2 separate regions of the Mus musculus genome follow, and region 2 is linked to region 1. A link is a contact called in ENCODE POLR2A ChIA-PET data. All regions are on one chromosome and are shown on one strand. Each heading gives the region's core, a stretch centred on a gene start or an enhancer-like site at or near the end of the contact. The rest is flanking DNA. Distances are from core to core; before and after follow the strand shown. Region 1 holds the start of 5033430I15Rik (RIKEN cDNA 5033430I15 gene). Region 2 has its middle 15 kb from the start of Gm34991.

Region 1 (3,027 bases), core at 233-2,732:
ATCCTCAAGTGAACAACACAGTTTATAGGGAGTGGGGGCGGGGGGGGGCGGTGAGAGGGAACAGTTGTAGTTCTATTTAAGCAACCGTGGATGTGTGCACGGTATTTCAAAACCTGAGAATAGATAATGTGTCCTACACCACAAACACACACACACACACACACACACACACACACACACACACACACACCACTGCATCTCTTTTATTTTATTTTATTATTATTTTTTTAATTTAACTTCTGAAGTGCCGGCTCCACAATACAGTAGTTTAAACGCGCACACGTTTCTCTTGGTGATTCTGTACGCTGCTTCAGACAGTGACTAATTGTTGGGTCATACGTAAACGGAGCCAAAAGGTCTCTCAAATCCGGCTTAGAGTCAATAAATAGTAGTGGCTTCCAGCGAGACCAAGGGATCGAGTTTCCAGACTCTCAGTTCTAAGCACCTGAAAGAGGTCAGATGCTGGCCTGACACCTACTGGTCTTCAAGAATTTTCTGCTGCAAAGAGAACGCGGCACTGAGCGACCCTCGTGGGGATGTGATGGCTCTTCTTTCGGGTGCCACACCTGTTGGCAAGGTGAACGCCTCCAGAGAAGAGTTCTTCCCTCGAGCTTACGCTTGGCTGAGGTGTAGCCGGAGGGGGCCGGGTGGGGAGTCCACGTCTGCGTTTAGCCACCGGGACAAGGTGGGTGGGGGAGCGTTCCTTCGCTTGGTTTCCCCGAGAACCACCATCGACTGACTGCTCAGTGCACAGGTTACCTCGCTTGCGATGAAATGAATGATCCACAGTTAGCCCTGAGGAGTGAGTGAGGTCGGTTACCAGGGCTAGCTAGAGCTGAGGCGTTCCATGCCCACAGCAGATTTCGAGACCAGCAGAATTTGAAAGGAGGACCGGGAGGTCGCCAGCTTGTCCAGGCAGGAAAGGTGAGGGTGCCAGTGCAAGCTGGGGAAGCCTGAGAACTTTCCCGAGTTGCAAGCCAAGGCAGCAGGCGCGGGCCTTGCCTCGGATGACGCAGGGCTGGCGGGTTGGAGGGTTAACAGTAAGGATACAATGAGTCCTCTTTAGATGCTCACCCGGGGGGCACCAAGGGCACTTCGTAATTAGAAATCAGCCGACTTCCCCGCCCCCTTGGGTATTTTACCAAGTAGGAGCCAAATCCTGACACCCGTCGCTGCGAGTCTCCCAGGTTGCCTGAGTTGCACCCTGCACTCACCCTGTCCCCCTCCAACTAGGTTGCAGGGAGCCGGGGAGGCGCGCGAGCACCGATCGGTCACCACTCCAATGACCTCATCGCCCCAACTTCCCCGCCCCTTTCTCAAACCTGGAAGGCACAGTCCCCTCCGGTCGGTGTCGGGGATCCGGAGCCACAGTTGCGGAGAGACAACCCGGCCTCCCCTGGAGCGAGCGCCGCTCCAGCCCGGGTGCATAGAAGGGTTAAGGGCGCGGGCCGGCAGCCGCGCCGTGCGCTCGCCGTGCTCTGTGCGGCTCGCCGGGCCGCCTGCCAGAGGGTGCCTCCCCCCCCCCTCCCCCCCCATGAAGTCGGATCCTTGAGCTGCGGCGGCGGCAGCCAACTGCTCCATATTTGGCTTCTATTACACATTTACATACTGGAGCGAGCGAGCGAGCGCGAGAGAGAGCGCGAGGGAGGGAGGGCGGGCGGAGGGAGGAGGGAGGGGAGGGGGGAGGAGGAGGAGGAGGAGGAGAGAGCAGAGTATACCGCAGACATCATTTCTACTACAGTGGAGGAGCCGTACAGGACCTGTTTCACTGCAGGGGGATCCAAAACAAGCCCTGTGGAGCCGCAGCTAGAGCTACAGCAGCCGCAGGACACTGTGTCTCTCCCTCTGTTACCCCTTCCCCACGCAACCCCAGATCCATTTACACTTTACAGTAAGTGGCTATTTTTTTTCCTCCTCTGATTCTTTCTCTCCCCCTCCCCCTTCCACCCCGATTTAGATTAAAATCACCCCCTCCCGCACCCCAATCTGCTCTCTCCGGAGAGGGGCCAAAGAACATCCAGCATACACCCCCCCTCCCCCAGTCTCAATGGGCTGCACGGAAAACAGCTGGAAGAGGAGCGAAGGAAACCGACGCGTCGTGGTGTGTGTGTGTGTGTGTGTGTGTGTGTGTGTGCAGGCGCGCGCGCGAGTGTATGTGTGACTGTGTGTACATACACTAGTGCCCGGCTCCAGCCTCCCGGCTCGGGACCCCCTCTGGGAGCAGGAGCGGCTAGCAAGGGCAGCAGATAGGGGCTGGGTGGGCGGCCGCCAGGAGAGGGGGCGCGCCCGGGCGGGGGGCGCGGGTGGGGAGAACGGCGGCGCCCCGTTTCGGCTGCTGCCGGTCCGGCGGCGGCGAGCGGATAGAGCCCGGTCCTCCTCCTTCCGTGTGGCGCAGGGGGAGGCGGCAGCCGCGGAGGGTCGCGCTGCCCTCTTCGCTCCTCTCCAGTCCCCCCTCCCGGGTGGGGGCGGTGAGCGCTGCGGGGGCTCGAGGGAGGGCTGGGCTTCCCCGCCCGGGGTCGCCTAGCTTGACAGAGGCAACCCCGAGCTTGGGGTCTCCCCGCCTAGGCCAGCCTCTCGGGGCTACGAGGGGACCAAGAGGGGACTTTGCGTGAGGCTAGGGGCGCGGAGAGGTGGCGCCTCAGGAGGCAAGGGCGCGCGGGCCATCGCAGCGCAGCGGGAGAAGACCGGCCCTAGCTGCAGCTGCCACCGCCGCCCTGTTGGTGCGGCCGCTTCCTGATCCAGAGCAGCAGCAGCAGACGCCGCCGCCACCGCCGGAGCTGGAGCCGGGAGCCCGCGAGCGCCCCAGCCCGGCCCGGCGACTCTGCCGGCGCCCGCAGCAGTAGCGGAGGAGCTGCGGGCGCTGCCCTGCGCCGGGACTGCTCTGCTGCGCGGCGGCAGAGAGGGTGAATGAAGACGGGAGGAGGGGAAGGAGGAGGTGGCGGCGGAGGAGGCGCTGCGGGGATTGGGATGTGCCCCGGAGCCCCGCGGCTCGTTCACTCGGGGCCCGAGTCGCCGCCACTGCCACTG
Region 2 (2,840 bases), core at 68-2,567, 41 kb before region 1:
ACACCACTCCTGGGTGCATCAAGTTGGCTACAGTTACTGCTGCAGGGATCTGGCCCCTTTCTGGCCTGGGACCACCCCTCTCCAGCCTAGGACTGCCCCAGGGACTGGGCTCACAATTTTAGAGGGAGCTAGTTGTGGTTTCCTAAAAAGAAAATAATAATAATAATAGTAGTAGTAGTAGTAGTCGTCGTCTTTGTCGTCGTCTTGAAAGGTGATTAGTTTGTACCAGAAGAGAGGCTGTACGAGGCTGGGGACAGAGAACAAATGACACTTTCAGGGGACACTTGTAGGTAGGTCGTGCTTTGCAAGTATTTCACTTGTGTCTTTGCATCTCCGTAATCAAGAAAATGGAGTTTCCTTTTCTGACCCACTTCGGCATGAATAAGAGTAGCCTGAGTTTTATGTCTGAGAGCAGGTAGGAGGTATATCATTTGTTTTATATGTATCTTCTTCCTTTTATTATTTAGGGCATATTTTGCATGCATCTAGGTATTTTTTAATTGCATTCTTCAGGGTGAGGGCAGGAAACCAGCTGCTTCACTAGAAAAAAAACCCTCATTAATGAAATGGGCTCTCTGAACACATAGAGCAAAGAGCTGAATAAAGATGACGTCAGCTTCCTTAGAGTGCATTTTCATTCAAGGTTATCATCCAAGTCCTGCTGGAGGCTTGTGCAGAGCAATTGATCTCCTGACCAGCTGTGTATTCCTCTAGACCAGATCTGCTACAACCTGTCACTTAGGGAGTCCCTCCCATCAGCTGCCTTGTTCTGTATCCTTTTCTCTCCAGTGCAGGGATGAAGCTGTCCTCTGGCTCTGAAGGTCCTTCCTGACACCCCCACCCCTGATTTCTCTGCCTAATGTGACTTTCAATGACCTACTTTACAAACGGTTTGAACTTGGCCAGAAGCCAAGACATTGAGGGTGCTTTGGTGGCTGCAGGCAGGGCTGCTGGTAGAAGACAGCAGTTCTCTCAGTGGGGTCCCTGCAGAACTGTGTGCATGGTTTTATCTGGATGGTGGTTACATTGTTTTTCTTTCTTTCTCTCTCTCACCCCTACCCTTCAGGGCCTTGCCTGTTTCAATTCATCTTTCCCTTCCTAGAGTCCAGGCTATTGATTGGCTGGAGCTGGCCCTTAAGTCAGAGAAAGGCAGCCAATCAGAGCAGGTCTTTGCCCTGTCTCCCTGTGGAAACCTCTGAAGTAGTGATGAAAGTGAAGGAGAGGCTGCAGGCTGAGCTCCCAGGGGCAGTCCTAGAGAGTGCTCTTTCCAGGGCAAAGTGGGGAGGACTCAGAGCCAAATTCCAGATCAGCCTTCCGTGGCCAAGCTTGTCCCTGGCTCCCACGCACAGCTTTAGCAAAGCCTGGCTCCTGCTCAGCTTACTACATCTTGCTTTTAAAACCCGCATGGCTGCAGGGGGAGCGAGGAAAGGAAGGAGTGAGGAAGAGGGCAGAAATACTGGAAATGATGTGTGACCTTGACACTGTAGGACGTGATGAGCCCCCACCCCCAGCCCCACCCCCGAGAACCCTTTTCTCCCTAGCTTCAGGGCTGCCCACCTTAAAAGGAAGCTGGCTTTGGATCAAGGGAAATTATCTGAACTTGTAAATCGGCTTTTAAGTGAGTCTTCCCTGGAGCAGCTGCTCTGAATTTAGAATAGGTACAGTTCTCAGCATCCGCCATCTGATATGACTCTTCCTAGGGTGAAGTATTTGTCTGTACGAGCTTGAGGGGAAGACAAGACGGCCTGCCGGGTTTCCCCTTAGGACATGTGTAGTATGATAGTCCCTGCCTTCTCGATCCACTAGGCCTGGGATGAGGGTAGCTAAGTGGTAGAGTGTATGCCTTAGCACATGCAAAGCCGTCAGCTCAACCCCCAGCCCTGTAACAATAATAGTAACAGCAGTAGTAGTTTGGCCTGCTATCAAATATGAAGGAAAAGGGCAATTATAGTTTAACTCATATTTGAGTCTAAAATGGAACATTCAAGATTTGTCTGAAAGACTCATTTGAAAAACAGACAGGGAACATCTGACTTACTGCCCAGAGAACATCCAGTCGTCGTTCACTTGATCTTTGAGATTTTAATGACATCTTCTTCCTCAGTCTCCCCACTCCCCACCCTTGCTTCCTTTCTGTTGACAGGGAATCTGGTGAAGCCCATCGCTCATTTCCCATCCCATGTTCTGGCCCTGTGGCTCCTGCTTTATGGAATACAATCACTATAGAAAGTTGCCTGAGAAAGGGAGGGAACCCGTGGAAGGTTGACTATGGAATGGTGTCCCTGAAGTGTGATACTGTTCTTGGCTTTATGCACAACATGGGCCACAACATGGGCTGATCCATCATCACATCTTCTTTGGCAAACTAGCCTTTCTCTCTCTTCTTCCCCCCTCCCACCCCCCACCCAGCATCCTGCAGCTTTCTGGCTAACAGATGTCAGAAGAGGGACAACACAGGAGCCAGCAATTCCCATCAGTGGGATCACGTACACATGTCTCTCCTTGGCAACAGGCTTCAGTGTAGAAAGCTGAATGAGGGGCTGAGACGATGGCTTCTTGGGTAAAGTGTTTGCTGAGCAAGTCTGAGTAGCAGAGTTCAGATCCTCAGCACCCGTGAGCAGGGCAGTTGGGGTATCGTAGACCTGCAACCCTGGAACTGAGAAGGGTGATCCTGAGATACGGAGAGCTAATTGGCTAGTCAATCTAACTGAAATGCCTCTGGGTTGGACGATAAACTCTGTCTCATAATGTGGAGAGCAATAAAAGACATCCAAAGCAATCCTTGACCTCCACACGCACTTGCTAGTAAATAACCATGAACATACATGTGCACACATACA

The links. ChIA-PET counts read pairs that join two places held with the same protein, here RNA polymerase II (POLR2A).
Region 2: POLR2A ChIA-PET joins it to region 1 with 20 read pairs in Patski. The contact joins the enhancer-like site here to the promoter of 5033430I15Rik in region 1. POLR2A ChIA-PET finds 5 or more read pairs at or near these places in 3 of 5 experiments (Patski and embryonic stem cell).

What each region holds. Positions count from the first base shown.
Region 1 is chr13:45,963,679-45,966,705 of GRCm38, reverse strand. 5033430I15Rik (RIKEN cDNA 5033430I15 gene) reads right to left here and starts at 1,482. Exons shown (of 2, transcript NR_167678.1): 1 at 1,323-1,482; 2 at 198-795. Atxn1 (ataxin 1) reads left to right here and starts at 1,715. Exons shown (of 8, transcript NM_009124.6): 1 at 1,715-1,891.
Region 2 is chr13:46,004,753-46,007,592 of GRCm38, reverse strand. No RefSeq gene overlaps it. Among named protein-coding and RNA genes, the nearest start is that of Gm34991, 15 kb to the left of the region's middle. Within about 2 kb of position 1,317, at least 1 of the 3 ENCODE cell types and tissues checked has a DNase peak (open chromatin) inside an H3K27ac peak, as active enhancers do.